2 separate regions of the Homo sapiens genome follow, and region 1 is linked to region 2. A link is an interaction called in ENCODE POLR2A ChIA-PET data of the cell type or tissue named here. Cell type or tissue: Panc1. All regions are shown on one strand. Each heading gives the region's core, and the rest is flanking DNA. Links, peaks and the distances in the headings are about the cores only. Region 1 holds the start of LINC01460 (long intergenic non-protein coding RNA 1460). Region 2 overlaps FOSL2 (FOS like 2, AP-1 transcription factor subunit).

Region 1 (16,201 bases), core at 4,287-12,286, 710 kb after region 2:
AAATTAGCCAGGCGTGGTGGCGGACACCTGTAATCCCAGCTACTTGGGAGGCTGAGGCAGGAGAATCACTTGAACCTGGGATGCAGAGGTTGAAGGGGGCTAAGATCATGCCACTGCACTCCAGTCTGGGCAACAGAGTGAGACTCCATCTCCAAAATAATAATAATAATAATAATAAAACAAAAATTAGCTGGGCACGGTGGCTCAGACCTGTAATCCCAGCACTTTGAGAGGCTGAGGTGGGTAGATCACTTGAGACCAGGAGTTCAAGACCAGCCTGGCCAACATGGTGAAGCCCTATCTCTACTAAAAATACAAAAATTAGCCGGGCATGGTGGTGCACACCTGTAATCCCAGCTATTTGGGAGGCTGAGGCAGGAGAATCATTTGAACCCAGGAAGTGGAGGTTGCAGTGAGCTGAGATCATGCCACTGCACTCCAGCCTGGGTGACAGAGTGAGACTCCTTCTCAAAACAACAGCAACAACAAGAAAAAACTACAAATGAGGGCAGACATGTGACAGTTTCTTGCCTTTGTCAGGCTCTGCAAAGCTGTGGGGCTACTGTTTCCTAACAGTAGGCCACTGAACAAACAACAAATATCCACACCTTCGTTGCCTAGACCCAAGGCAGAGCAGGTGCCTTTTCCTCCATACCCCTTAGCCCAGGCTGCCCTGGGTAAGCTCTTGCTGACTGAGGGCTGCAGGCTCCTGGGCTATCTAAAGGGCCTGGACATGACACCCTGGCAGATGCTGCTGGCTAGAGAAGGGGAGCCCTGGTCCCCTCCATTCTTGGGTCACATGATCAGAGGCAGCAGCTATTCACCTGTCCAGGTGGGGAGCCATTGGCATGTGGAAGGCCATAGAAACTCAGGTTAGACGTCTGCTGGGCTGAGACAGAAGCTGGAAGGCCATCAGGGACAGAGCTTGTCTCCCCACACAACCCTGAGCCCCACACAAGGACCCAGGGCAAGTGTGGGGTAAGAGGCTGTTTCTCACTGTGGTCTCAGACAAAGGAAAATCCCCAAGGCCCTGGTGTGCAGGAGTAGTGAGGCACCCCTTGTGGGTTGCCAAATTTAGCAAATAAAAATACAAGACAGACATGCCACTTAGATGTGAATTTCAGATAAGCATCAAGTACTTTTAAAATATAAATATGTCCCATGGAATATTTGAGATATACTTATACCAAACATTATTTGTAATTTATCTGAAATTCAAGTTTAACTGGACATCTCATATTTTATCTGGAAACCCTCCAGACCCTCCAGGGCCAAAAGGGCTCGGGGGACCCAGCCCCTTCCCACAGCCCACAGCCACACCCCACTGGAGGTTCTGGGCACTCTCGCAAGAGGACGCTTCCTGCTCCAGGTGGTGCCAGGTGGTGACCCCAGCAGCCCAGCATGGGTGGAAAGAGGAAAGGGAACGCGGCAGAGGGAAAAGCCAGCAGTCCCCTTAGATTTCACCCTTGAGTGTCTGTGAGGTGAGTCACCTGTCACCTTCACAGGGCCTTGTCCGCATCAAAGGAGGTCATGGTGGCGAAGTGCTTTCACATTACAAATGCCCTTCCCGCGGGGTGTTGTGGCAGGGCCTGCACTGGCCTTTGCTCGGCTCTTAAGGGTTGGCATCCCTGGTGACCCTCCCTTTTCCCTGAGTCATCTCACCCACTGCCTGGCTCCAGTCACATCTATAAGTGGATGGCAACCCACTTAGCACTCCGTCCTCCTTTACAGTAGAATAAATATACACCACTTCTTCAGGGGAAACAGCCTCAGACCCCTATTTTCATGTGCCTACTGGACACCCTCCCAGGAGTCTTTCTGTCCCTGTCCCACCCCCTCTACCACTGCCCACAGGCGGACTCTGCCAGCTCTTCTCTGAATAACAGAGGCAGCCCCCAGCTTGCCCTGCCCCAGTTCCCTGCCCACATCACACCCAGGGGTGGGTTTCTAAAATCCAGTCTGACCATGGCGTTCCACTGCATAAGACCCTTCCATGGCTTCCTCTTGGTCTTGGGATAAAGTCAAAAGACCTTATCTGTCTTCTGCTCTCATACAGACATATTTCTTGTCATGTCACCAACTGGCCAGTGCTGTCCCTATTCTCCAGCCCACTGTCCCACTAAATGCCCCCAGCCCACTGTTCCACTGTCCCTGCCCAGCCTGCCCTTCCCAACATTCCGTGTCCCCTCAATGCCCTTCACTTCCTTTCCTTTACTAGTGAAAGGATTAGTGGAGCTCCAACGTCCATCCCTGAAGAATGGGGATATTCGCCTTCCTACCAGGCTTCCTAGGGTCTGGGAGAGAATCAAATGAGAAAGGGGATGTAAAACTATTTTGTAAACTGAAAAAGGTTTGTAAGAGATGAAGAAGAATAAAATGACCAATGGTCTGGGAGAGCCTTGTAAACTTCCTTATCAGCTGACCTCAGAGGCCCACAAGAAGCACAGGGGACAACCATGTGAGGGGACTGGGGAAACTGTGGCATTTGAGCCGGGAAGCGTGATTGGGGGGTAATGCTTTGGGTTGGGATGGAGAGCGTCATTCATTACTGGAGCAGCCATAACCTACTTGTGAAGTCTGTGTCTGCACGAGAACCCCTAGGGAGACAGGGGTAGTGACAAGGGGGTGCAGGATGGTGGGGCTTCGGCCCCTTCCTTCCAGCTTAGCCAGGTGAGTCATCCGGAGGTACCGGCCCAAATCTCACCTCCTCCACTTGAGGCTGAGCAGAAATGGTCCAGAGGATGTGCCCAGAGGATGGAGACAGCAATACAGTGAATGAGTCATAGAGCTGAGTCAGAGCCCACTCAGCCCCTTTCAGGGCTCTGACGAAGGCTGTGCCAGCACAGCGGCGTTCTTCCAGCCTTGCCCCTTCCCTGCACACACAAACACACACATACACACACACACACACACACACACCTACAGACCAGTGACCTCACAACATGCTTCTGATTGCTAGCCTTACTTACTTCACAGGTTCAGTGAAATCCTACTGAGTCTCCCATGTAACAGGCTTTCTTTATGCTCACACTCACTCATTCATTCATTCATTCATTCACTGTTCAGGTACTGGAATAAAAACCCAGTCCTTGCCTTCAAAGAGCTCTCCAGCCAGCAAAGGAAACACAGTCTCCAACCATGCCTTGTCACTGCAGAGGGAGCAAGGCATGGCCATGGGAGAGCCTCACACACCATCAGTATCCGGGCTGATAGAGGAGGGAATGAGGGACACAACCCCTCATAGTGGGATGGGTCAAGAAATCACTGCTGTAAACATCTGGTCCCAGGACTCCCAAGCCTGGTACCCTCTACTTCCCACTGGAAACATCAAGCCTAAAGGTGCATCTACACAGATTCAGACAACATTGTTTCCTTTTTCTTCCAATTAATGTGGCTACTTTGACATATGTAGGAATAGCCTAAGCTAATGGTCACAGAACAGGTTCCGGTCTGATCTGTTTTCAATGTGAAGACTGAATTTTGGCTTTGAATCAGCAGCAGAGCCACCGGATTATATACGAAAATTTGCAATATCAAAACTGGGATAACTTCGAAGTTATCTAATTCCAGGCTCAGTGCTTCGTTTCTTAGGAGTAGAAACTCAAATCCAGAGAGGAAAAATGAAGCAGAGTCTTCTGATAATTTCCATCTGTTTTCTAGTCCTTAAGTAAATATAATTTTTACTACAAAAATAAACCACATTAGAGGCCGGGTATGGTGGCTCACACCTGTAATCCCAGCACTTTGGGAGGCCGAGTGGGCAGATCATGAGGTCAGGAGTTCGAGACCAGCCTGGCCAAGATGGTGAACTCCTGTCTCTACTAAAGATACAAAAAATTAGCTGGGTGTGGTTGCGGGTGCCTGTAATCCCAGCTACTCGGGAGGCTGAGGCAGGAGAATCACTTGAACCTGGAAGGCGGAGGTTGCAGTGAGCCGAGATCGCACCACTGCACTCCAGCCTGGGCGACAGAGTGAGACTCTGTCCCAAAAATAAAAATAAATAAATAAATAAATAAACAAACAAGTAAACAAATAAACAAACCACATTGGAGAATAAAAAAGAAAAACAGCCGGGTGCTATGGCTCATGCCTGTAATCCCAGCACTTTGGGAGGCCAAGGCAGGCGGATCACCTGAGGTCAGGAGTTCAAGACCAGACTGGCCAACATGGTGAAACCCCATCTCTACTAAAAATACAAAAATTAGCTGGGCGTGGTGGCATGCACCTGTAGTCCAAGCTACTCAGGAGGCTGAGGCAGCTGAATCTCTTAAACCCAGGAGGTGGAGGTTGCAGTGAGCTGATATTGCACCAATGCACTCCAGTCTGGGTGACAGAGCAAGACTCTGTCTCAGAAAAAAAAAAAAAAAAAAGAAAAACCACATTAATCTCAATATACTAACATAACCATTGATATCATTTTGCTACTATTCCTTTACAAATTCTGTTCACACAGCTGTAATCATACAATATATATAATTTTGTATATTACTTTTTAAATTTGACTTTATGTTCTAAGAACTTCCACCACATTTTTGCACTTTGTAACCATCATTTTAATCACTATATAATATTCCAGCAAGGAAATGTTCTTAATTTTTTTCATGACTTACTTAACCATTTCCTTATTGGAGGACATTTAAGCGATGCCCCAAATATGGCTATCATAATGCTAAATATTGCTGTTTTCATTTATTTATTTCCCTGGGGTAGAGAGACTTCCATAAATGGAATTGCTATGAAGTAAAAGGTGGGAACATTTTAAAGTCTCTTGGTACATGTTAACAAATTGCCTTAAGACTGTACTAATTAAGCTGAGTACAGTGGCTCACGCCTGTAATCCCAGCACTTTGGGAGGCCAAGGTGGGCAGATCGCTTGAGATCAGGAGTTTGAGACCATCCTGGCCAACATGGTGAAACCCTGTCTCTATTAAAAATACAAAAATTAGGTGACATGTGCCTGTAATCCCAGCTACTCGGGAGGCTGAGGCAGGAGAATTGCTTGAACCCAGGACGGGGAGGTTGCAGTGAGTCAAGATCACGCCACTGCGGTCCAACCTGGGCAACAGTATATGATGGCTTTAAATAGAACAATAACTTCTCCATTTCAACATGTGACCAAAATGTTTATACCTTCTGACCCACCAATTCCATCGCTAGAATTCTGGAAATAATCATCAGGTGTGCCCTGCCATGTCAGGATATCCACTGAAGAATATGATGGTATGATATCAGGTATCTTAAAATGTACATATGTATTAAAGTCTATGAAGAGGGGGCTTATCAGAGAAAGACTTCTATATTTTACTATATATACTTCTGTGTTGTTTTCATCTTTCACAATGAACACCTATTACTTTTATAGTTTGCCAAATGACAAAGATATTTCCATTTTGGAGACAAACACAGAAACCAGCACACCAATTTTCGTTTGCAGTGAACATGCTGGTTAAGTGCATCAGAATCTCAGCTCTAAACCTTACATGACCCTGAGTTTTCTGTCAAATGCTGATGATATCAATGTCATAGGGTTATTATGTCACTTAAGTGAAATAATTCCTGGAAAATACTTAGCACAAAGCCTTGCATTTAGTAAGTATTCATGAATATTAGCTATATTATTATTTTATTCTGACATTTCTTTTAGTCTGTGGAGGCCTCTACTCCCCTACTCACAATCTCAGCCACTATTTCCTACTGCTTATCCCAATAACAAGTGGCCTTTCCAAGCCTGCGTGATGCCACATCAGCCACACACCTCTCCTTATGATTCTGTTTGGCAAGTCATAAGCTGTTAGCCCCAGGGCAACACAGAGGCAGGAGGCAGGAGGGAAGGAGTGCAGCACATATGTGCGTGGGCAGGGCCCTGGAGCACGAACCAATGCGATGAGGACGCACAGCACTGGGAACCGGCAAAAATGAGCGAGACGGTTTTCAGGAGAGCAACAGCTGGCAGGGGAAACACCCAGAGAAGTAAAAATATCAGATTTTTAAAAACTGAAAATCTCCAAGCACCTGTAATGCTTCATGCTTACTTTCAGAAAAAAACAAAAACAAACAAACAACAAAGACGAAACTCACTTTTTAGAAAGAAAAGCCGGGTGGAAGAGCACTAAGCTGAGAGGCACTGGCTGGTTAGGGGTAAGAGCCGGGACGCTGCAGTTCGGGTCTGGGTCTGGATTCTGGCTTTTCCACACGCTGGCTCTGTGAACACTGCCAAGCTGATTCATCTTTTGTGTCTCAGTTTTGTCATCTATAATATGGGGATAATAACAGTGCCTAGCTTACGGAGCTGTGAGGCTTGAAGGAGCTAATATGCACATATACACGCTCTGTAAGGGCCGCCCCTTATCATTTAAGTACATGCCTGTTTGCCCTTGACGGGGCTGTGTAGCAGAGCGCCCAGCTGGACGAATCTCCCAGCCAGTTGGGGAGCCCCTCTGAGGGTCATTCCTGCGGATGTGGCCGTCGGGAGGACCAGCCCGTTTGCAGACCAAGCTTTTGCTTCCTCTCATCCCTCCTGAGGAAGACCCTGGGAAAGGAATGCTCTTCCTGCGGGCCCTTCCTCAGACACCAGGCAAACGGGTGAAGGTGCAGAGGTCGGCGGTGAGGAGGGGCCCCTGCGGTCTGCCAGGGTGAGGCTGACCTCCAGGGCTGCAGCTGCTCGGGGGGCCTTTGGCCGGGTTGCCCAGGAAGGCAATGAGGGCTCCCAGGCAGCTTACTGTGCGGGGCCGACCCCAGCAGAGGAGCAGGGCCTGGTCAGGGGCTGGAATGGGAGAAAACAGAGGGGCCCTTGGGGAGGAAAGGGCCCCAGGAGGGAGGCAGTAGGGTAAGTAGGGGGCTGTGAGGAGGCGGGGGCAGGAGGCTGTAGGGGAGGTAGGAGACTAAAGGCGGGGGGAGGGGGGCTGAGGAGAAAGAGGGCCTACAAGGAGGGGGAAAGGAGAGGTGGGATGTGGGGAAGAGGAGGAAGGAGGACTGAGGGCAGGGGGTGGGGACACGGAAGGGGTGTAGGAGGAAAGGGGGTGAAGGTGAGATAAAGGGGAGGGGAGGAAGGGAAGGGGGCAGGGAGGGAGCAGAGAGGGGTGGAAGGGGCAGGAGCCCAGGTATGTGGGGCGTGGGCAGGGGGAGGGAGGGGGGAGGTGAGGGAGTGTGGGAGAGGAGTGGATCCGGGAGGACCAGCCCAGGTGTCGGGGGAGCGGGTCGGGGTGGGGGGAGGTGGGGGCCGTAGGGGAGGGAAAGAGAGGAAGAGGGAAGGGGTGTGGGGAGGGGGGAGGGGGCGGAGGGAGGGTGCCCTGCTCTCGCCTCCTCCCGCCCCGGGCCGCCCCGGCCTCTGGGCCCCTCTGGCCGGGCGCCACCCACGCGCCTCCGATGCAGCGTCAGGCAGCCGCTGGGGAGGACGCGGCGGGAGCCTCAGATGCCACCTACTCCCCGGCCTCTCTCCCAGTTGATGCTTCTATTTTAGGCAGCACATTATTTCCTGCTGTGATTTTTTCAGCCTTCTAATTTGGGCTCTGAGGTAAGCCGTGACATCCGCCGCGCGCCCGCAGCCCCCTCCCGGCCCGGCGGCGCGATCCTGCCCGAGCCCCGCGCCCTCCGGCCGCGCCTGCGTCTTCACGGAGCCACTCGGCCAGGCCTGCCCCCCAAACAGGCTCCCGGGAGGAGGGCTTCTCCCCCGTGCAGGGTGAAAGAGTCCAGCACGAGGGATTTCTAGGCAAAGATTTAGAAAAAGTGACGGGGACAGGGATACATTGCACCATGGTGTCCCCGGTCCGGGCAGGGGACTGCAGATGCTTCCATATCGGAGGTTTAACACGTTTTTTTTCTGGACACGGGCCCCTTTGAGAATCTGATGACGGCCTTGCATCCTGTCCCCAGAGTGTCCAGAGCAAGCCCACGGCCCACACAGACACTGGGATTCTGCCTGTAGCTTCAGGCCCTCACCTCCTGACACTCTAGGGGCGCCAGGACCCCAGGCTAAAAGCCCAGCTCCGAGGTCGAATACTGTATCTGCCTGCTCCTGCCAGTCTCATCCCAAACCGACTCACTGCTCCCTACGTCTCGGTCTCCTCTCCCTCTATCGGCCTCTTTACTTTTGTTTGTTTGTTTGTTGTTTTTTGAGACAGAGTCTTGCTCTGTCGTCCAGTCTGGAGTGCAGTGGCGCAATCTCCGCTCACTGCAACCTCCGCCTCCCGGGTTCAAGCGATTCTCCTGCCTCAGCCTCCCGAGTGGCTGGGACTACAGGCCTGCGCCAACACACCCAGCTAATTTTTACATTTTTGGTACAGATGGGATTTCACCATATTGGCCAGGCTGGTCTCAAAACTCCTGACCTCAAGCTATCCGCCCTCCTCAGCCTCCCAAAGTGCTGGGATTACAGGCGTGAGCCAGCCTGCCCCAGCCCCGGCCTCATTACATTTAATCAATTTTAAAACTGTCTTTGTATGGGTAAGGATCTCACCCCCAAGTGGGCAGATAGAGGTCACATTGGTAGCTGGCCTGCTCTTCAGGTCTCTGGCCTAGTTCATTACCTGGGTCCTGCTGGCATCTGGTAGCGAAAGGACACTGCATTTGGATTCCAGGAGACTTGGGTTCCAATTACATACTTAGTAGTTTCATTCCCTTGGCCTCCCTGAGCCCCAACTTCATCTGTGCAATGGGGAATTGTAATAAAGCTTCCCTCACAAGACTAAGTGAGTCAGTGCACAGGGAGGCACCTTTCAAATGCACCTCCCTGTCAAAGGAGAAGGCCTAGTTTACTTTTTTTGAGTAACTCACACTTGTCTGTTGCCCCTCATGGTGGGCAGCATCCAATAAAGTTTTGTGGTCGTTTTTATTTATTTATTTATTTATATTTATTTTGTTTATTTATTTATTTATTTTGAGACCGAAGTCTCACTCTGTTGCCCAGGCTGGAGGGCAGTGGCTTGATCCCGGCTCACTGCAAGCTCCGCCTCCCGGGTCCATGCCATTCTCCTGCCTCAGGCTTTGGAGTAGCTGGGACTACAAGCGCCCGCCACCACGCCTGGCTAATTTTTGTATTTTTAGTAGAAAAACGGGGTTTCACTGTGTTAGCCAGGATGGTCTCGATCTCCTGACTTTGTGATCCACCCACCTCGGCCTCCCAAAGTGCTGGGATTACAGGCGTGAGCCACCGTGCCCGGCCTGTGGTCATTTTTTAAACTAAAGATGGGTAAACTATGACTGGGCACAGTGGCTCACGCCTGTAATCCCAGCACTTTGGGAGGCCAAGGCGGGTGGATCACTTGAGGTCAGGAGTTCGAGAACAGCCTGGCCAACATGGTGAAACCCCGTCTCTACTAAAAATACAAAAATTAGCCAGGCGTGATGGAACATGCCTGTAATACCAGCTACTCAGGAGGCTGAGACACGAGAATTGCTTGAAGCCAGGAGATGGAGGTTGCAGTGAGCCAAGATGGCACAACTGCAGTCCAGCCTGGGTGACACAGCGAGACTTATCTCAAAAAAATAAATAAATAAAAAATAAAGATGGGTAAACTGAGTCCAAAATAAGGAAGTGATGTGAGATGAGCCATCCTATCTCCAGAATAATGAGTGAGCAGTCAAGAGCCCATCCCTAGGCAAATGCAGAGCAGCTAGCTTGGGAGTCAGCCTTGGAGGCCAGCCTGGTCTTCAGTCCACAGCCCCTTTTCCCACAGGTGTTAAAAAGGGTTCCACAGTCTCATCCACCCCACGGACTCCGTCCCTACCACCTGCAAATTCGCCTTCCTCCGTCTTTATTAGAGCTTCTATTTTCTCTGGCGTGCCCTCTGGTTACTGTCCTAATGCCTTCTGCCTGCCTTGGGAGATGTCTGCAGTTTTACTCCAGCTTGGTTCTCTTCCTGCCCCTCTGATTGCTCCTTCTCTAGTGCTGGCTCCTCTTCCTTTCCTGAGCTTTTTTTTTTTTTTTTTTTTTTTGTAAGATGGAGTCCTGCTCTGTCTCCCAGGCTGAAGAGCAGTGGCACAGCTCACTGCAGCCTCCACCTCCCATGTTCAAGTGATTCTCCTGCCCCTCAGCCTCCCAAGTAGCTGGGATTACAAGCATACACAACCACTCCCGGCTAATTTTTGTATTTTTAGTAGAGACGGGGTTTTGCCATGTTAGCCAGGCTGGTCTCGAACTCCTGACCTCAAGTGATCTGCCCGCCTTGGCCTCCCAAAGTGCTGGGATTACACGTGTGAGCCATCATGCCCAGCCCTGAGTTTTTTTTTTTCAAGGGTGCCTATTATCCAGTGTTTATCATGCTGCCCTCAGTTCCCTATTCCTGGCCTTCTGCCTCTGGGAGAGGGACCTCATTGCTTTTGGTGGTTCCAGTTGTCTCCTCTAGGTTACCAGCTCTGACCTCTTGACTCCCAGTCCCAATTTCAGCTGCCCATTGGACAACTCTAAACTTAAGCCCTGTTGTCATCTCAAACTCAACATATCTAAAAATGAGTTCCTCATCTTCCCACAAAGCAGCTTTCCCAGCTGGTTTCCCTTTTCTGTTTGGTACATGACCATTCTCACCCAGGCACAAAGCTTTCATCAACTTTGACTCTTCTCCTTTCCTCTTCTACCTGCATGTAGGCACCAAACCCTGTGCATGCCTCCCTTGGGGTCTTGCTCTGGTATCCAACTCTTCCTTCCTTTTCCCATCTGTAGTCATCTATTGCTAGCCCTCAGCTCCAACGTTCCCAGTAGCTTCGTGGCTGTTTTCTCTGCCCATAGTCTCTCCATCCTCTAAAATGGGTTGACATCTGAACCAAGACCCACCTCCATTAGAGACTTCCTTTGAACATAGACCCTTTGAGCAGCGTTAGCACATCTTGCCTGTTCCATTCACTCTGCCAATTCCTCCAATCTTGCCAAGTGACATGCCTCCTATGGTTATTTAACTTTTCACATTTTTTACCCAAATGAGAAGCTCCTAGAGGTCTTTCCCAGCCCCTGATCTGAGCTTGCTCAGGGCCAGCTGGGACCCCGGTGCTACAACCTGGCACTTAACACAAGTGCTTCTGATTCCTCATGGTCTCCACTATTTTTCAATCTGGCTCACTTGAGCTCTTTTAAATTAACCGAGGAGTGCCCTTCACCCAGAAGCAGAGAGCCCAAATTCCAATGCCTGCAGGGGCCAGGCAGGTCATGACATGGGTGAGGCAAGGCAGGTGCACAATGATAGGGAGTGGCAGGACGTGGCGTCTAGACCCCAGGTCCCCAGTCTAGAGCAGTTGTTACTACTTAGGCCCCCTTTATGGATATCAGGCCCGGTGTGTTCAGAGTTTCCAATTTTTTTTTTAAATAAATACCAAATTTGGATTTTAGATTAAATTTCTCAACTTCTAAAATACTGTGCAAACCAAACAAAATACTGCTGCAGGCTAAGTTCAGCCTGCAGGTAACCCTGGATATAAAGATTTCCTGCTTTGTAATAATTCTTAGGTGGCAGAAAGCAGTTTGGATTGGGAGTTTCTAGTTCTGGTTATACCAGTAATGAGCTAAATAATCTTCAATAAGTTATATCCTTTCTCTGGGACCTCAGTTTCCTCATCTGTACAATGAAGGATCCCATTAAATGATCCCCAAGGCCTTTTTTTTTTTAACTTGGTAATTCTGTGGTTCTGTGGCTTATTCTAAATGGTGGGGAAATCCTGTTTAATTGAATTTTCTGGTGAATGAGAATTACCATAAATACACACTGTATGTGGATTACTACATTTCAGAGAACTAGAATACAATAACTCTTTGGTTAACTGAAATTCTCCAGCGTTAACTGGAAAATCCCCTTTTAATCAAGGTTATTGTTGAGAGGCTTTCTAAAATACCAGAGTTCAGTTTCCTGCCTTTCTAAGCACAGGAGATGTAGCAATACTGGGCAAGGGGATCTGATGAGTCAATGTCTGGGGATGGCTCTGCCACCTGAGCTGAAGGAGTCAACAGCAGGGTGACCCAAGAGGATCTCCCAGCCAGGGCGCTGCTCACATAGCAGAGTTATCTATAAGTTAAGGACCACCTGGCTGGTGCCATAGATAACTATACTGAGGACCTCACCAGCCTTTTGCAAGACTCGGACACCCAGGTTTAACATCCACTTTTGGAGCATACCTCATTTCTAAGCTGATGAATAGTTGAAAACTGGCATTGCCTGGAATGTGCATCAAGGCTGACTGCCACCCAGAGCTCCTTCCCACTGAAAACAGTGAAAGCGCTTTGGAACCCAGCAGATCTTGATTTGAATTGAGTCTTACACTTCCCAGCTGTGTGACTTTAGGCGCGTGCCTTAACCTTTCTGAGTCTTAGTTTCCTCATCTATAAATTGGAGACAATACGCTCTCATAGAGTTGTTATGAGGACTGAGTAAAATCATGTGCGCTAAATGGCTGATGTGATGTTTGAGATTTAGTAAGTGCTGGGTAGGTAAATGGAAATCATTCCATTAGGAATTAATACCTTTTATCATGTAAAATCCCATCTGATTCTCCAGATTTTTACTTAGTAAGTAAGGTCAGAAAGTCAATAGCAGTCACCTTCCACCTCAATAGCCATTTGAGAAACAAATTGTGCATAATTAGATCTCCTGCTCCATCCACCCTTCCATTCCACCCTATCATCTTGGAATAGAGATACCAGCCTGAAAATCAGAACCAAGATCTTGATTTAGGGCCAGGTGTGGTGGCTTACACTTATAATCCCAGCGCTTTGGGAGGATGAGGCGGGAGGATCATTTGGGCCCAGGAGTTTTGAGGTTACAGTGAGCTATGATCGCGCCACTCCAGCCCGAGCAACAGAGTGAGGTCCTCTCTCTCTATAAAAACAAAACAAAACAAAAACTCTATTTTGCAACTGTCATAGTAATAATTGATCCAGTCAAGAATCATCAAAGGATGCAAGTTTGATATGGACAAGATAGTCATAGGCTTAAATATTTACCCTCTCCCCCAATTACTTATTAATTACAAAAGGAAAAAATAATAACTTTTCAGTGGAGAAACTTGGCAAGTATCTCCTTAAACATGAGATCAAAGTTAACATCACCAGGCCTGGGACAAACAGACATCACGTGGCTCCTGATATGATGTACTGAGGCCCCGGCATCACTTCTGTGAGATTCCTGCCAGCAAATGCTTAACCTGGGTCTAATTATCAGCACACATCAGACTAGCCCAAATTGAAGGGCATTCTATAAAACAACTGGCCTATACTCTTGAAAAATATCAATATCATGAAAGACAAAGAAAGGCTGAGGAACTCTTCTAAATTAAAAATTAAAGAAACACAGTGACTATGTGGAATGTATGATCTGGATTGGATTCTGGGCGAGAAACAAATCTCTATTAAGGACATTATTTGGAGAATTCAATAAAGTTTAATATTGAGTACATATTAAAAAATAGTTTTAAACAGAGTTCAGTCTTGTAATCCCAGCACTTTGGGAGGTCAAGGTGGGTGGATTGCTTGAAGCCAGGAGTTTGAGACCAGCCTGGGCAATAAAGCATGACCCTGTCTCCACAAAAAAAATTTTTTAAATTAGCCAGGCACGGTGGTGTGCACCTACAGTTCCAGCTACTCGGCAGGCTGAGGCAGGAGAATTGCTTGATTGCCCAGGAGGAGTTTGAGGCCACAGTGAGCTATGATCACACTGCTACACTCCTGCCTGGGTGACAAAGCAAGACCCTGTCTCTAAAAATAAAATAAAATAACTATTATATCTATGTTAAATTCCCTGATTATGTAATAGAATGTCTGTGTTCTTGGGAAAGTATTTAAGGGTAAAAGGAATAGTGTCTGCAACTTACTCTCAAAAGGTTCAACAAAAGAAAATAAGTATAAACAGGTATGTACACACTCAGAGAGAATATTAAAATGTAGCAAAGTTTAACATTTGGTGAACCTGAGTGAAGGAGTTCTATGCGCCAGACTTGCAGTTTTTCAGTAAATTAACATTATTTCAAAGTAAAAAGTAAAAAAGAAAAACAGAGCCAAAGCGCCATGCCCAGAGCCTGGCGTCCTCTGCCCCCACACCATGGCGAAGTAGAAAGAGCCCTGACTTAGACACAGGTTCAAATCCAGGCTCCCAACTGTAAGATATTTCATCCCCAGGCTTCTGTCTCCTCACCCTAAAAGGAAGATAATAATACAGTGTCTCTCTCTTAGGGATGTTAAGGAGACTTAAATGAGGTAGTCTATGTAAAAACCCTGGCACCTGCCAAAAAATTATTCACATACTCTCCAAGTATATGCTGCCAATTGCCCAGAAGTGATAAATACCAACAGAATTCTTACTCTCACGTAGCTTATCTTCTAGTCAGAAGATGGAAAATAAATGACTAAATAAGCAGGCAGGCATAATTCCAAACAGTATAAATTCTGTGAGGGGAATGGAGTGTGGCGGTAGAGATGGGGAGAGATGGGGGTGGGGGGCGGCCCTGCCCTATACAGGGTGGTCAGGGAAAGCCTTCCAAGGAAATAACATTTAAGCTGACCCTGAAGAACAAGAAGGAGGGAGAGGCTGACAATGTAGGTGGTGGAACAGCAGGAACAAAGGCCCCGGGGTGGGCAAGGGCTCGGTGTATGCAAGGAACTGTCCGTCCCTTCTCTCCTTTGCTAGACCACCTCATAATTCCGTGTGTGTTCCTTGACGGAAGGGGCAGCAGAGCACCCAGCACTGGATACTCAGTGTCAGATGAGTGAACAAGCAAATGGCTGATGTCTGGTTTCAATGTTTGCCTACGAGGAGATGTACTCCGCTCCCAGCTCTTAGCCTCACCATGCAGTGGAAGGGAAGGAGGCTTCTGAACTGGCAGCTCTACATTCTTCCCCTCTCTGTGCAACTTGTTTAGATCACAGAACTGGAAGGGACCCCAAAAATCCCATTCTCCCACCCCTCCGATTAGAGAGGAAGAAACAGAGGCCCAGACTCAACAGACTTGCCAAAACCCATGGACCTGGTTGGGGGCCCACATCTAGCACTTTCCCCAGCCTCACAGCCTGCCTTGTTTATTTGTTCAGCAGTTTTTGTTTCGCCATGGCACAGCTTGTTCCGACTCTGGAACATTTATGAGATGAGCCAATTTTTAAAAATCATAGAAAATAAATGGTTTGCTCTTGGAGCTGAAGGGCGGGGCAGCCAGGGTGGGAGACAGGTTCCAGGCCAGTTCTGGGGCAGAATTTTGGCTTATCCTTTGCTGTGTTTTTTTATTCTCCTGCCTTGGGAACCAAAAGGATTTCAGTGGGATTTCCTGCCTCGATTTCTCCAGTACTATGATATGGAAAGACTAGAACATTCAACCATACACTTTCTGATTCTCACCTCCACCATCATTAGTTCCATTCCAAACTCTGGCTCCTACCCATTGAGTTCAAGCTACAGCCTGATTCAACTGATCAACCTGGGGATGGTGGTGTCAGGACTAGCACCTGGACCATTCTGCCTCCTCTGCCTGCAACATCCTCTCTATCTGCTTGTGAACTCTTCTCCTTCAAAACCCAGCGGTTACGTCACCACTTCTAAAACCTTGAACTGATTCCCCACGTAGTCGGCCAGCTACTTTTTAAATTTAAAAAAGCCCAACCAGAATAAACAGGATAGCTAAAATGCTGAATTTCTTTGCTTTTTTTTGACTGGATATTAACTCAGTGTACTAATGTTAGCTATTATCTTGTGTTATTTGATCATAATTTATTTGCAGATATGTAAATATGTGATTACCAAAAACTTGTAAATGAATACTTGCTAAATTCAATTTTTTTGGCCAACAAAAATAATTTATTTAAACGTTAATTATGTCCAGGATGGTAGAGGGAGTGGGATAAGGATGACACAAGGACTCCTGGTGGTAAAAAGGTGACTCTAAGGTCCTATCTAGCCTTTTGATACAACATGGCTGGCTCATTTCCCCAAAAGGCCTGGTACATAGTAGGTGCTCAAAAAGTATGCATTATATGTATAAGTCCGTGAGGACGATTACACTCTCTGACCCTGGGGTCAATGAAGCTTCTGTCAACCCCAGTTGAATGTCCCATGAGGGGCCAGGCTAAGAATCCATTCAAGAGCTGTCCTAGGCCAGATACAGTGGCTCACACCTGTAATCCCAGCACTTTGGGAGGCCAAGGCAAGCAGATCACCTGAGGTCAGGAGTTTAAGACCAGTCTGGCCAACATGGTGAAACCCTGTCTCTACTAAAAATACAAAAATTAGCCAGGCATGGT
Region 2 (16,201 bases), core at 2,598-10,597:
ATTCATAACATCCTATTCCTTTTAATTACCCTTAGCAGAGTACTTTGAGGAGTCATAGATGCATTCAACAAATAGCCCATAGGCTAGCAGCGGGGAGAGACAGGTTAAGTGTCATTAAAACTGTGATAAGGCAACACTAGCAGTTTTACAGAGAGCCAGGGGACCCAGAGGAGAGACAACTAATTCAGCCTGGAGGTGAGGCTGGTGAGGGAAGACAACACGGAGGAGACAGATGCGGGGCGGGGGAGGGCAGGCCGGGTCTGTCTTGTTCACTGTTCCTCAGCACTCAGGGTAGTTCCTGGCAACTAGAACGGGGATGAGTGAACAAGTTAATGAATCAAGCAGGCAATCTATCAGCCAAGAGCTGAAGAATTAATAGGAGTTGTCTCTACCAGAAAAAATGGGTAGAGCATATCTGGAGACTTGTAGGCAAGAGGGTCAGCCCTTTTATTACACTGAGTGGTATTTCGGTCTAGATGAAGGTTGAAGAAGATGGGGGGTAAGGACAGAAGAAGTTGGGGCCAGATCATGCAGGGCCTTGGAAGCGACATAAAGGAGTTTGACTGAGTAAAAAGAGCGACCTGAGTAAAAAGAGGGACCACTGAAGGGTTTTGCGCAGATGTACGTTTTAGAAACACATCTGTCTAATCCAGGCTAGGGATAATGATGACCTAACGAGGCTCCCAGCAGACAGAACGTCATTCTTGCACTCCTGCTATTGGTGTTCTACTGGAAAACAGAGGTGTTTAATCAAAAATAACCATAAAAAAATTAATGAATTAATCATAAGGATGCAAGGTGCTCTGAGGGATGCTATGAGTCAAGAAAATCCTTCTCAAGACCAGGAGGGACTTTGAAATCAAAACTTGGGAGATGAACAGGAGTTGGCCAACACTGAAGCTTTTGGGAACGTCCTGAGCAACCTGTGGTGAAGGAAGTGAGAGAAGTCCAGGGTAGTTGCGGTGAAGAGTGTGAGGCTGGGAGACTGATCGGATGAGGCTGGGGCGATAAGTAGGGCTCAGACCAGAACGACCCTATTACACATTTTGGACTTACCCTAAGCAAAATAGGAAGTCCTTGATGATGTAAACAGGACCCTATTTTGAAAAATAGGATTAATTGCATTTCTCTTTTGCATTTCTGTGCATGTGACCTTCTTCCTGCTCAGCTCAAACATCTGCTTCCTTGGGGAAAGGGACTAGGATTATCAAAGAAAAAAATGGAGAGGAAGATAATGAATAGCTTCTGACCTCCAAAATAAGATTTTTCAGCCAGACAATAGTCTCAAAAGACATTATTTTTAAAAGAAAAAAGATGTTCTGTTGTCTTTAGCTCCCTCTTTAAGATATCAAGAAGCCCTGACAGAATTAATCATGGGGCTTTACCTAAAGAAAAGAATAGAAGAGAAACCCCTGACCTTTAGTCCAAAGGATGGCAAGGAGGAGGCCAGAGAGAAAGCAGGTGGGAAGGAAGTCAGATATGCGTCCTAATCTTCTATCTTCCATTGGAAGTCCCAGAGGGTGAAGATGCCTTAGAAGAGAGAGGAACAGGTGGTCCTTTTAGGTCCCTGGGAAGAGATTTCCTTGAATATCTATCCAGAGGTCTTCACATCAAAGTAAACTTGGTGGTTTGGTGTGGTTAGTCACAGAGAGGGTTTGAACTTAACCTTCTCAAGCCACCCTGGGTTCCCATGTGGTGTGAAAATGATGTCTACGCTAGATCTTTAGCTGTGGTTTTTGCTTAAGAAACTGACTAGAAGCAAATAGATTGAAAACCTACCAAGCTTTTAAAGAAAATGTATAAAATTTTTTTTAAAAAGCAGTGAGTATGGTCTGTCATAACCTTAACAGTTAAATCCTAAAACAATCCAGGGGCCCCAGAACCTGCCGCAGCAAGAAGTAGGCTGTGAATACCCGGGGAGCCCACTCACCAATGCCCATATCGAGGGTGGCCATGGAGGTTAGTGAACCAGGAAGAACCTCCCAGAAGGAAGAGCCCAGAGACACAGACAATGAACAAAATAATTATTCCCAGAGAGCAAATTTTTCCCCCAACCTCTGGCTCCAGACTTTCAGATAAGAGAAGAAAACCTTGTATGTTCAAGGTTCTGTTGATTTGGGTTTTCAGGCACAGGCGGCTGCATGGAATCCTAACGGAAGTACCTCTCCAATAGGCTTGGAGTAGGAGCCTGAAGTAATCAGTTTGGTTTTAGGGACCCAGAACCTGCAGCAGCAGCAGGAAATAGCAGGCTGTGAACACTCATATCAGTTTGTTTTGGCTGCAAAGTGGGGACTGGAGATGACTGTGGTTGTCTGGATGAGAGATGAGAGGGGCTTATACTAGGATGGAGGCAGTGGGGCAGGATAGAACATTCACACGGGGAGCAGACAGGACTTGGGGGTGTCTGCATTGATATGAGGACTGAGCAAGAGATGAGAGTCAAGGACAGGGAGAGGAAAGTTAAAAACAGAAAAAGGCATTTCACAGAAAAAGTGGTTAGCAGTGCCAAATGCTGGGCAGTAATCAAAGATGATAAGGGCTGAGATGTGTCTGTGTAAGATTTTGTCACAAGGAAGTACAGAGGCTCAGGGCAGAGAGGGGAAGCCAGACTTCAGCGGGCTGACAGAAGAGTGGCAGTGAGGAAGTGGATGCAGTAAGTAAACATAACTTCACAAGACTCTCAGCTGTGAAGCTGAAATGCGAGTGGGGCCAAGGTCGGTTTTTGTCATGTTTAAGATGGATGATACTTGATCACATTTAATGCTGATGGGAAAGGGCCCTTGAAAAGACTGACGTCAACCACAAAATAAGAATAGGAGGAAGCTGGTGGAAGAGGGTCCCTGAGAAGAAGGAGCACGGTGGGTACCCAGAGCTGGGCAAAGGAAGGGGCTTGGGGGCAGGAGGGGCCCTTCTCTGTCAAATCAGGAGAAGGAGGGAAGGTGGGAGACAGATGGCAGCGATGGGAGATGGAGGAGATGCCCTCTGATGGCCTCCATTTTCTGTGAGGTGGAAGGTGACATCGTCTGTAGAAAGTGAGGGGGCTGGGGGGCCTGAGAAGAGGGGAGCCCCTCTGGGGAACAAGAGAACACTGGCCGGGAAAACACAGAGGGCTCAGGACCAGGGCAGGGTGGAAACATGACGTGATGGTGGCACCCATCTGCACGTCCTCCAGCTCCTGGCATTAAATGCCTAAAACCGAACTCAGGACCTGGGCCTCCTGCCCCCGACCCAGCTCCTCCTCTTGCCTCCCAGTTTTTATTCCTGGAACCAGACCTCTCAGACTCGGCTTCCCCAGGAACGTCCTTCTGACATCACTGCTAGTGCGGACTCTTGCGGGGCCTCCTTCCTCCCCCCGCCCACCTTTCCTGCACACCTGCAGCAATAACCTCTCTAGAGTGGGACTGCGGCTGTGTCACCCCTCCGCCATGCAGCTGCCCCATTTGCAGCTTCCAATACCTAGAAATAAATCTCTCATTTCTTCTTACTTTTGGGGTCTGTTTAAATGCCACTGATTCTGGAAAGCCCTTTCTAACCATCCCCCAGACTAGGGAAAGTCCCCTTGGTACCTGCCCCCATGGTGCCTTATACATCTCTGTGAGACACTCGTGAACCTGTAATTACTTATTCTACAATGGCCAGTAGCCAGGACAATGGCCTGGGGTGGGGGTGGGGGCCCTAAGGCTTCCTTGTCCCCTCTGTCTTCCTGGAGCCGAGAACAGTGCCTAGCACAAATAGGCACTCAATAAAAGGCGTTGATAGACTGACTATAGAAAGGTTCAAGCCTGCCTTAGGTTGGCAGCTTAAATTTCCAACATCCCCAATCAGCCCATGCTCAGGACATCCAGGCCTCCTGCACAGCCCCCAAAGCCAACCCATGTTCTCTTCCCCTTGTGTTAGATTGTTCCCTTGGCCAGGCACGCTTGCTCTCTTCTTTATCCATTTTTTTTTTTTTTTTTTTTTTTGAGGCAGGGTCTCACTTTGCTGTCCAGGCTGGAATGCAGTGGCATTATCACAATTCACTGCAGCCTCCACCTCCTGGGCTCAAGCGGTCCTCCCACCTCAGCCTCCTGAGTAGCTGGGATCACAGGTGTATGCAACCATGCCCAGCTAATTTTTTAAGTTTTTATAGAGACGAGGTCTTGTCGTGTTACCCAGGCTGGTCTTGAACTCCTGGCCTCAAGTGATCCACCTGCCTTGGGCCTCCTGAAGTGCTGGGATTACAGGTGTGAGCCACCGTGCCCGGCTCCACTCCATCTTACCCATAGCCATCCCACTTTCAGGCTCCAATTTAGGATCCTCTCCTCCATGGAATTGTCTCTGAAATCCCCCCACCTGCCACAGGCCAAAATGTCTGTGCTCCTTCTCCTTCCACTCCAACCAGATTGCAACCTCCTTGAGGGCAGCTTCTAGTTTTTAGTTCATTGCTATTTCCAGTGAAAACATTTGGCTGTGAAATAAAGAGACACCTCATTTCTAACACTGGCATCAACAGTGTCTTATAGAACTGTGTCCCAAGAGTGCCTTTGGCGGTGTCATGCACTTAGTAGGAACACAAAAATATTTTTTAATGAATATTTTCTCCCTCATCCCTGTAAGAATATAATGGTGACAGTCTCCAACTGCACACTAATTTTTTTAAATGCGGTTCTCTTATGTTTAAAACACAAGGTGTCTGTTTTTATCAGTGAATGTAGTCTGTCTTTTCAGATTTATTCCATCTTTGAGAAACAAATGCATGCCATTTGCACTGGATCAAGGTAGTAACTGTACTTGCCAGTGGAACAGACACACCACTGTGTAAGAAAAAAGGAATTTCTGGCCGGGTGCAGTAGCTAACCCCTGTAATCCCAGCACTTTGGGAGGCCGAGGCAGGTGGATCACTACAGATCAGGAGTTCGAGACCAGCCTGGCCAACATGGTGAAACCCCATCTTTACTAAAAATACAAAAATTAGCTGGGCTTGGTGGTGCATGCCTGTAGTCCCAGCTACTTGGGAGGCTGAGGCAGAAGAATCACATGAACCCGGGAGGCAGAGGTTGCAGTGAGCCAAGATTGTGCCGCTGCACTCTACCCAAACAATAGAGCGAGACTCCATCTCAAAAATAAATAAAATAAAAAGAAAAAAAAAAAGAGAGAATTTCTAATGGAGTTGAGATTTTCCAACACATCCAGCAACATTTGTCTCTTGGGTTACTGAATGAGACCATTTATATAAAGGCACATGAAAAGGTTACGAAGTATGGAAATAAAGGGGAAACAGTACCACTAGTCTCTATTAGTTTATTTTCTGTGCTAATGTTTCATGATTCTTTTTTAGTTCAGAAAATAGAGTCACTGGGATTCTCAGAAATACTACCTAAATATAAATCCATAGAGACAGAAAGCAGATTGGTGGTTGTCAGGGGTTGGGGAGGGAGGACTGGGGAGTAGTAGCTTAATGGGTTTGGGGTTTTCTTTCTGGGTGATGAAAATATTTTGCAACTAGACAGAGGTGGTAGTTGTATTATACAACATCGTGAAGGTAATAAATGCCACTGAATTGTTCACTCTAAAATGGTTCATTTTCTTCTATATGAATTCCACCACAAAACAAAGATATGTCACCTATATAATACTGAATAGTTTCCAAAGGTCCTGAGGGACAAGGCAGCGTTATGCTCTGAAATAGCAGCAGATCTGAAGGCCCCACAGCAGCCTGTACTTTGCCTTTGGAGAAAGAAGGGGGGTCCCCCGTGTCTAACCAGGGCCCTGTCCTCACAGTGCCCTCAGAGACATTCAGCCGAATGCCACTGCAGTCCAGGCCACTGCGGAGTGTTTGTGTTTTGGTTTGTTTTCCCCTTGGGCTTACAGAAGGACTTGTGAAGGTGTTTAGTTTGGTTAAGGACTTCCCACTTCCAGAGGTGGAGCCTGAAGAAGGTTCTATTTTTTTTCTTCAAGTGAGTGGAACTTTCCAGGGACAACAACTCACAGGCTATGGATAGACTACGGATGCACTTCACTGTGGCCTCTACTCATGAGGGGCCTAATGGACGAGGAGGAGGAGGATCTGCCCAATGGGCAGTCATGGGGTATAGTCCCCTCTCCACTCCAGGAAGGTTTGGCAAAGGCAGAAGCTGACTGCAAAGACTGGATGGGTTGGGTGCAATGGCTCACGCCTATAATCCCAGCATTTTGGGAGGCCGAGACGAGTGGATCACCTGAGGTCAGGAGTTCGAGACCAGCCTGGACAACATGACGAAACTCCGTCTCTACTAAAAATACAAAAAATTAGCTGGGCGTGGTGGTGGGCGCCTGTAATCCCAGCTACTTGGGAGGCTGAGGCAGGAGAATAGCTTGAACCCGGGAGGCAGAGGTTGCAATAAGCCAAGATCACACCACGGCACGCTAGCCTAGGCAACAAGAGCAAAACTCTGTCTCAAAAAAAAAAACCCGAAAAAACAAAAAAAACAAAGAAGACTGGATGGACTTGTCCTAACAGCTCACAGTGTCTCAGGAAACAGTCCTTTAGTTGTCTCATCAGGTGTAAGAACAGCATCCTAGACCAGGTACACAGTTGGCCCTGAAGGCCATCAGACCTGTGTGAGGGCCTGGCAGGGCCCTGTGGCCAGCAGGGGCTGAGCTACCCATGTACAAGTATCCCATTCACCCTTTAAACACACAGGCCAAAAGGAAAATCGCACTCTTCATTTCAAACATGGCACTGGAGCCCAGAGCCCAGTGGCTTCACCTTAATCAAGTTGCCTCCATCAACACTGTCACAAAGGTCTATGATTTCAACTACTTAAGTTTCCCTCTGACTTGAGCCCGTCACCTCTTTTCATATGCCCTCACACATACATGGTCTCGTTGCTCAACATGTTGGAAAATATCAGCTCCAGGAGAAATTCCTTTTCCCTTACATAGTGGCAGGCCTAATGAACACAGAAAGCCTGGAGACTGGGTTGTGTTCACTTGGGGAACTCTAGGTCCAGCAAAAGGGGATGGTCCCAGGGATCCCTCACCAAGACAGCTTTCCTGGGGAAGCAGATTGTGCTTAATCCTCAAAACTGCAAATTTGTTGGAAATGTCATCAAGAGTTAACCATTACCCCAGGTCACTGAACTGGTTTGGGCCGAGGCAGCCTAGAATGACAGGTGACTGCAACATTCCCCCAACAGACCGTCTTAGGTTGAGAACCCAGTAGAGGTCGCCCCTTACTTTTTTTCTCCATAAGAAACTGAAAAACTGTCTGGATGCTTTGAAAGCATTTACAGCTGCTCAGAGAAGCTTCTGACTCCATCTAATAAGCCCCTGGCAGCCATCAACCTCTCTAATTGCCCTATAGGTGAAGAGGTGGGAATTTAAATAAACAGTGGATTTTGAAGATGAACAATGTTATGGAAGGGCCTAGGCATGACAGCCAAGCATCAAAGCATGAGCACATGTGTCTCTCTTGACAACATAATCCCCAAAGCTCAGAGAAGCTGGATGTGGACCTCCCGAGCATCTGCCTCCTTGGCATTTATACCACAAGGAAACATACCAGTTACTCAAGAAAGTACAGGTAGCACTGAAACCCTCCAGATTCCTTCTGGTTCCTTGTCTACTCAGGCAGAAGAGGTCATTACAAGGCCCAATGCTACGACTCTGAGTGGCCCTGTTCCCTAATGCCCCTGGCTCACATAAAAGGAAAACGAGGCCATGTGCGGTGGCTCACGCCTGTAAACCCAGCACTTTGGGAGGCTGAGTCGGGTGGATCACTTCAGGTCAGGAGTTCGAGACCAGCCTGGCCAACATGGGGAAACCCCGTCTCTACTAAAATTACAAAAGTTACCCAGGTGTAGTGGTGCACATCTGTAATCCCAGCTACTTGGGAGGCTGAGGCAGGAGAATCAGTTGAACCCAAGTGGCAGAGGTTGCAGTGAGCCAAGATCATGCCACAGCACTCCAGCCTGGGCAACAGAGTGAAACTCCATCTCAAAAAAAAAAAAAAAAAAAAAAGGAAAAGGAAGGCATATTGTTATTCTTCTTAAGTAGGTACTCTTCTATATTATATATTATATATAAAATAAAAAAGGAAAAGGAAGGCATATTGTTATCCCTCCTGTTTACTTATATATTTTACATATATAATATAATATTATCATGACCCTGCTCCTTTACTGATGAGGAAACTAAGGGTCAGAGAGGTTAAATGGCTCTCTCCAAACCTCAATAGCCAGTGAGTATTGGGGGCAGGCCTAGGATTTAGGGTCCCTGTGACTCCCAGCTCAGTGCTCTTGGTGTCTCCAGAGAATGAGGCCTATACACTGAGCTTGTCTAAAGCATGTGGGAGGCCAGGCATGGTGGCTGATGCCTGTGATCCCAGCACTTTGAGAGACTGAGGCAGGAGGACTGCTTGAGTCCAGGAGTTCAAGAAGCGCCTGGGCAACATGGTGAAACCCTATCTCGACAAAAAATACAAAAATTAGCCAGGCATGGTGGCAGATGCCTGTAGTCCCAGTTACTTGGAAGGCTGAGGTGGGAGGATCACCTGAGCCGGAGAGGTCAAGGCTGCAGTGAGCCATGGCTGTGCCACTGCATGCCACCCTGGGTGATAGAATGAAATCTTATCTCAAAATAAAATAAAATAATAAAGCATATTGGAGCAAGTGGTATAATTTCTAGGGCTAAGTCTCAGCCAGCTGCCAGCCACCATGGGCCTTAACTCATGACAGGGTTTCGTCCCTATCATTCGCACTACAAGGAAAGAGTACCCCAGAGCAGATGTTCCCCAATCACCCTGGGATTCCTGGTCTACAGGATAATGGGGGCCTGAGATGACACTTTTAAGTGCTCAACACCTAACAGCCTGTGACTTTTCAAAAACAGAAGTCTAGAGATGTGATCACCCAACATATTTGCACGGTTTTCTGAGCCCTTTCCTGCTCGTGATCTCATCCAACCACCCTGACAACCTTAGCCATACATTTAATTGGTTCTTTGAAGATTTCTGGGTTTCCAGAGTCAACCTGTTCAAACAAAATACCCCAAGGAAGGGATAGCACCTTATACTTTTATTGGCTCACAGCTTGGCAAGAGTTGGCAGCTGGCTGAGAATTAGGCCCTGAGAAGGAAACAGGATCAGGAGGGATTGGGAAGGGGTCAAAAGGGAAAAGAAGAATGAGACGGGGCGGTAGACATGCCCCGATGCCCTCCCAGAAGCCCACCTCACAGCTTTGCAGAAAGAGGTTCTAAGCAAGCAGAAGGAAGTTCCCAGCTCCCCCAGCCCCCCTGCCACCCCACCAGCAGAAAAACCAACTTTACCCATGAGGGCCAAAGGTAGAGAGGAATAGAAGAAAAAGAGAAGAAAAAGGAGAGATGGGAAGACAGAATAAACCAACCATCAGAGGCTCTTCAATCTTAATTCATTTTATTCTACAAAATGCTACTCAACTGAAAGTGGAAATGCTAACCCCCCTCCCCCAAAAAAATCGCAAGGGAAAGAAGTTTTAATATGTTCTTTCTTCCATAGCAGCAAGCTTTTTCTAACAAGCTTTCTTTAGTGCAAATACTGTAGGCTTGTATTACATATAGTAAAACAACAAAACAACAACAACAACAAAAACCACCACCAGAAAGGCTTCCAAACAAAGCTACTCCTCAATTTTCAAAACTATACAAAGATTTTGAGCTTGCGGTTCTGCCTGGAAGGTCTATTTAGGAGACTCTCCAATGGGACCATTTCACCATTACTTAAAAAAAAAAAAAAAAAAAAAGTGCCCAGAAAGGTAATTAAATTCCCCATAGAGCCATATGAACCATATACAACTTGTTTGCCTCCAGAGTCTTACAGCTGACTTTACTCCACGTCATTAACATATCTCAAATACAGATGCACAAAGCTTATTTTCTACTATACACCAAAATACTATATATATACACATCTCCCACGGCAGAAAAGACACCCTGATACCCTACTCTTTACACAAAGTCAAATATTTTCTTCCTCAAAATCAAGTAAACACAAACTAAAATAAATGGAATAAACTTTTAATCATACAGAGAAAATAATTTTTGAGAATCAGGACAGGATCTTCCACTGTGTTCTCTTACAATGTAGATGTCTTGGCGACCACTGTCCCCAGAGGAATGAAAATCCACCTTTAAAAACAGAACCTTTTATACAGTTTATACAGCACAAATCACAAATCACTTTAGAAACAAAAATGTGTTATCCTAAATTTAAAAAAAAAAAAAAAAAGGAAGCGAGAAGAGAGAGAGGAACGGAGTATTTTAATGCTATCAGTTTCTATTCAGGCTTGATACAACATAAAGAAGATGTAAACATTTAAAATAAATAATAAAATAAATGTCAATTTCTTCTCCCCCTCCCTTTCCCATAACCCTCTCAAAATTTGATCCAGCCCCTCCTGAACATGTCGTCAAGCATTGGATAAATTAAACCCCTTGGTTGATGTATGGCCAAAACACTAGAAGCATAAGAAGATGCCAGATTCATAGTGGGATGACTGGGTTTCCTTTTAAAAAGCTACAGGACACAGGCACGCCTGGAAATGTATACACACATGCGCACACACACAGCCCAACCTGTCAATAAATAGTGAGATGCTGGCTTTTAATATGAATGCCAAAACAACTCAACAAGCAGAAGGTAGCAAAGACTCCTTAAGTTTTTTAAAGAAAATTCACACATCACATATTCTATTGGTCCCCAAATTCTCTAAGGACTTGGGTTACCCCTCTGACCATCTGAGGAGTGCACGGGAGCACATGGTGGGGTAGAAGGAGAAGTATGGAGTGGGAGAATATTGTAGGGGATAAGTCCTTGAGAACAAACATCAGACTGAAGGCAATCTTACCTTGGATCTTGAAGACAGACCTTCTCACCTCTAAGTGTTTCTGTTTATCCATTACTTAGGGGCCTTTTATAAAGAGATGTCCTCATCCCTTAGTCTCATCCTAACGAGGATCTATATAAAAGCGCCTAACACAGTGCCTGGCACATCGTAGGTGTATTCTTTTCCTTCCTAAAGGGGGCACAAAGATGTCTGATCAGGAAAGGAAATCGACCTGAAAGTTAAATGGCGAGATTGCATTTGCACTGTTGGTCCATCAAGGAAAAGAGAAAAAAAGTCCCAGTGCTCCAGACAATTCAACCACACTTGGAATCAAGTGAGAGGAGAGGGAGATTCCTTTCCCCAGAGCCTGAGAAACAGAAGCAGCAGCCCCAGATGGCTTTTGACTTTGAGATGCTTGTGTGACACACCTGGCCCCCAACACAGGCAGAATGATGTTTGACTCTGAAAACCTCCCCAGTGAATTATCTGCTTGGAGCCGGCTCCAGCAATTTCCTAAGCCTCAGCCGGGATCGCCTCTCCTTCCTGTGCCAGCAGCTTCCCCCATTCAACTGGCCAGGGAGAGGACTATTCGCAGAAAGACTGGCCAGGAGGCCAAGAAGACGGTGTGTTTTACACGAGCTGATCAGAGCGCCCGCCCTGTGCCGTCCCAGAGCTGCCTGCAGCCCAATCGGAGTCCACACCTCCGAGCTGCCTCGCGAGTGGAGCCACAAGAAGCACAGAAGTTCCTAAGCCAAACAGAAAGGCAGCCCCAATGCAGCTGTTCCCATAGCTGGAGCCATGGAGGTGTCTGGTGATTCTGGAGCAAGGGTGTGTGTGTGTATGAGAGAGAGAACTTGGAGGGCAAGCCATAAGGAAGTAAAACTCAGGATATGCTCACGACTTAGGTGTGAATATTCAGTCTTCCCCAAATCAAATCACCTCTGACTTTGGGGAAGCTGAACGACCTCCTATGACAAAGCCTGGGGGTCTTCACAGGGCACGTAGCTCAGAGTCCTCTTACAGTCCTGTGTGTTGGCTGGACGTTTGCCTTCTGCTGGTCCCAACACCAACACAGCTTGAAATCTGAACTGAAGCCAAGTTGTGCCTCAGGAATTTGTCCAGCCTGGCCACAAATCAGGCTGTGACCTGCACGGGGATCTTTGCTGCACAAAGTGGGGTATAAGGGGGCTTTTAGAAATAAAAGACAAGAAAGCAGCTTCATTTAAGAAATATCTATATGCACAAAAAAGAAAATAGCTCCCACTTGGCTACAAATACCACTTGAGATGATTACCCCTGTGAGAGCTGAGTGCACCCCAGTTTTCTTTGCCCATCTCCTGCTACTCCTGGCTCATTCTGCTGCTTGGATTCATCTCAAGCCAGAAACCCAACTGCCCAATCTTCTTAGAAGGGTCCCTCCCAGAGCCCCTGGGAAATCGGGAGAGGGGCATCACAGCCAAGGGATGCAGGAAATAACATTTTTAAAGTATTTTAAACAAAATCCTTTTTCTTTGAAACCCTCCTTTCTGCATCACTTGTACAGGTCACTTCCAGTCCCACTGGCCCATGTACTTTAAGCATACGGCTGTTCCACTCTGTGTGTCTAGTGCACGAAAACAGGTCATGTTCATGAAATAACATGCGAGGGAACAGCTGTGTGAATGTGTCACTGCTTTCTCCACGGGGGATCTTAATTATCTTTCAAACGAGGATACTGTGACCTCTAGAGCTGAATCCCCAGCAGCAGAGTCTTTGCAGAGCACAAGCCCCGCAGAGGCTGGTTCTGGCCAGGAGCTACTCCCTGGATTCCTGTCAAGGCCCTGCTGGACAAGAAACTCAGCAGGAGCCATACCCTGGGGAGAAAAGGCTCAGAGGGGTGGGCAGCAGGGACCCTGCTGAGCTGTGCTCCTGCTGGAGGCCAGGGGGACCCTTCCCCAACCCCGTGAAAGGGGGCAGCTCTCCTGCAGTGGGAAGCAAAACATCCTATCTCCAATTCCAGCAGCCAGAAAGATTCAACAGACAACCAGGAATGGCGCATGAGCCACAAGCCACAGCGACAGCTCAGGCCAGCTGTTCACAGCTTGCTTGCTGCCTGGGCCAGAAGAGTGCACTGGGGTGGGGACAGGGGAGTGTAAAAGAGAAAGCACTTGATCCAGCAGGTGGCAGATGACCACAGAGGGCAGGAAAGGCCCGGTGCCCTGCGGGGAGGTGAGCAGCCAGGACAGGCTGAGCGGGTGCTGGGGCAGCAGCTGCTGCAGACGCCACTCCAGTGACGGCCTCCCGCCTCCCTCCCCTGCCTCTCCATCCTCAGCAAATGCTTCTTTGAGGCTTGGGGAGGGGCTGCCTGGCAGCATCTGGGGAAGGTCCAGGCCCACGCTCATTAAATCTCTGTGGGTGGCGTCACCCTGAGAGCCAGGGTGGGGGAAAGGCGGAGCCCGGCAGGGACTTGGAGTATAATGTGTGGCTCCTAGGGAGGGACGCCTCCCTGGTCCGGAGAGAAGGGTCCAGGGGCAGAATGGCAAGGCAGTAATTACAGGAGACGCCCTACTCAAGACACCAGGTGAAGGGAAGCTGGCTAGGACACCCGTGTGGCTTTGTTGGCATGCTTCCTGGCCTGGTAATTAGGCGTTTGGCAAACCCAACCTGTGCCCCACTGTCTCACTCACACCCTGTCTTCTGGCCAAGCCGTTCCTCCAGAAGCCGTCTCCGAAGGTGGGCAGGAAGGGTCCTCTGAGCCTCCCAGTGATGGCAGCATCTCCTTGAGAGCTCAGGGAGCCCCGCTGGGAGTTCTGGAGATGATGACTGGGAGGCGTCAGGGTAGGGAAGGCTCTGTATTGCACTTTGTCCCCTTCTGGACAAGTCAGCCCCAGCAGAAGAGCCACCTGCTGCCCCATCTCCAGAAATGAAGAGCTTTAATATTCAGACCACCCAGATGAAATGTCATGGCAAATTTGATAAAAACCAAGAGGGAGTGAAACTGACGCTGGGGGAGGAAAGGGTCAAGTCGAGGGAAGGTGAAACCAAAAGGCACTGAGCATGCGTGGTGGGGCAGGGAAGGACACCATCACTCCAGAGACAGTATGGTAACAAAGGGACAGGAATGGTCCAGGCCAGCTTCAGGCTCTTCAGAAGCCAGAGAGATGTCCAAGTCTACCAAACCGAGTTCTCCAAGGCTTTTCAAGAAATGGGATTTGCTTGCAAGATGAATGAGGGAGGAGGTCCCATGGCTTCTAAGAGATCAACCCAAGTCTTCCAATACTCACTGCTAAGTCCCACCTGGGTCCCCCAGAGCCAGGAAGCTCCCTGGTGGCAGGTCCCCCTCTTGCCCTCACGGCCCTGGAGCGCTTGAAGGTGCTGGTCCCTGGGAAGGAGGAGCGAGGAGGACCCCCTCCGGAGCTGGGGAGGGAGGTGCACTGGGTTACAGAGCCAGCAGAGTGGGGGAGTTCAAGGAGTCTGATGATTGGTCCCCGCTGCTACTGCTTCTGCGGTGAGCCTTGGAGCAGGATTCGGAGGGAGATGCGGGTGACTCCTGCTCCAGGACGCTAGGATAGGTGAAGACGAGGTTCGAGGTGCCCGGAGTGACAGCAGGTGTGGAGGTCACCACGATGGGGGTGTGCAGGGGCTCCTCACCGTAGAAGCCCCCAGCAATGCTGATGGGCTTGATGACAGAGCGCTGGGCCTTGTCCAGCCCCGCCGACGAGGACGAGGGGCTGTCCTCTTCCAGGGGCTCCTGTTTCACCACTACAGCGCCCACCGAGCCACCCCCACTGCGCATGGGCTGCAGCCCAGGGGCTGGGGGCGATCGGCGCTCCTCGGGGCTAATCTTGCACACTGGGCCGTGAGCCACCAACATGAACTCCAGCTTCTCCTTCTCCTTCTGCAGCTCAGCAATCTCCTTCTGCAGGCCTGACTTCTCCTCCTCCAGCTCCTCTGTCTCCTGCCACGGAAAGAGAGGGATGTGAGGGACAGCAACCTGCCAGGGACCAATCTAGGCAGGAAAGAGAAAACCAGTAATGTTCTCAGACACTGTGAGAGCAGAGGCTCACACACCTAACCACAGACCCCGCTGGTCTGAGTCTCTCAGTCACCTGGAGGCTCAAGATTCCTTTCATTTCCAAAGAAGGAAAGTCAGCTTGGAGAGGGGGTAAGACAACAACTGCAGCTGCCATAACCCAGCACCTACTTTGTGCAGGGCACAGTGTTAAGCATTTCAGAGATGATCTCATTCAATCTTCCAGGAGTTTTTTGGAAGCAGATGTTATCATCGCCCCATTTTGCAGATGAGGAAACTGAGGTTCAGAGGGGTTCTGTTAATTTTCCAAAGTCACCGAGCTAGCAGGTGGGGTAGCCCAGATTTGATTCCCAATGTATCTGACTCCAGGGTCTATGTTCTATGGCCTTGGTGCCAGGACTGCCCCCTCGGTACCCCTGAGGGGTGAGTACTGCAGAGATCTGCATGGAGAAGGGGGTACGGAACACAGCTCTACCCACCTCTCTCCTTCTCTTACTCCCCAACCCCATGCCAGCCCACCTGTGGATGGATAAACGCTAAGCCCTAGGCTGCTAGAGAGTGGAGACTTTGTCATGCACACTCCTGTATCCCTAGCACCTAGAACAGTGCCTGGCTTCTCAGAAGTGCTCAGCAAATCCCTGTGGGATTATCACAGCCTCTCCTCCTCCCTTTTTTCACTCCAATTTCTTTCTTTTTTTTTTTTTTGAGACAGAGTCTCACTCTGTCTTACCCAGGCTGGAGTGCAGTGGCATGACCTTGGCTCACTGCAGCCTCTGCCTCCCGGGTTCAAGCTATTCTCCAGTCTCAGCCTCCCGAGTAGCTGAGACTACAGGCACCTGCCACCACACCCGGCTAATTTTGTATTTTTCATAGAGATGGGGTTTCACCACATCGACCAGGCTGGTCTTGAACTTCTGACCTCAGGTGATCCACCCGCCTCAGCCTCCCAAAGTGCTGGGATTACAGGCATGAGCCACGGCGCCTGGCCTTTTGCTCCAATTTCTTAAGCACATATTTCAGGACTCCCAGAACCCTCAGAGAACATTTGGTTCAGCCACCACGCTTGACACAGAAGTAACGTGACAGCCCGAGAGGGCCTGTGAGGATGCCAGGGTCACCCCGCAAGGACCTCAGCCCCCTTCTTTCATCCCCAGCCAGAGAAGCAGAAGCGAGCAAGTGCACGTGGAGGGGCCGCTGTGGGAGGGGAAGAGGTGTGTGTCACCAGCCTCCTCCCCACGTTTTCCCTAACATGGATTCCTGTTCATCAGTGAGGACATACGGGCAAGGGCTTCGTTCAGCAGAGGACAGCATATTCCGGAGTGAAAAACAGTTTCCGTCTGTCTCAAGGGTCTGACGAACGTCATGAGCT

What was found. ChIA-PET counts read pairs that join two places held together with the same protein. Peaks named below come from ENCODE experiments on the same cell type or tissue, not always from the same donor. Only the 100,000 strongest peaks of a DNase experiment are listed, where the experiment ranks them.
Region 1: POLR2A ChIA-PET joins it to region 2 with 10 read pairs; 4 of 35 experiments call an interaction of 5 or more read pairs at or near these places.

Annotation. Positions count from the first base shown.
Region 1 is chr2:27,706,896-27,723,096 of GRCh38, reverse strand. It overlaps LINC01460 (long intergenic non-protein coding RNA 1460), which reads left to right and starts at 7,365. Exons shown (of 2, transcript NR_135200.1): 1 at 7,365-7,513; 2 at 14,601-16,201. It overlaps LOC105374378 (a long non-coding RNA gene), which reads right to left and starts at 6,974. Exons shown (of 3, transcript NR_160725.1): 1 at 6,365-6,974; 2 at 6,079-6,250. RefSeq lists enhancers at 6,047-6,560, 6,561-7,075 and a silencer at 7,269-7,678. In Panc1, for the core only: no CTCF peak of the experiment used is centred there; a DNase peak (open chromatin) is centred at 5,809; H3K4me3 peaks cover 2,482 bases; H3K27ac peaks cover 477 bases.
Region 2 is chr2:28,410,486-28,426,686 of GRCh38, reverse strand. It overlaps FOSL2 (FOS like 2, AP-1 transcription factor subunit), which reads right to left. Exons shown (of 4, transcript NM_005253.4): 4 at 9,370-14,757. The coding sequence ends at 14,239. Among named protein-coding and RNA genes, the nearest start is that of FOSL2-AS1, 24 kb to the right of the region's middle. RefSeq lists enhancers at 12,437-13,041, 13,042-13,646. In Panc1, for the core only: no CTCF peak of the experiment used is centred there; no DNase peak of the experiment used is centred there.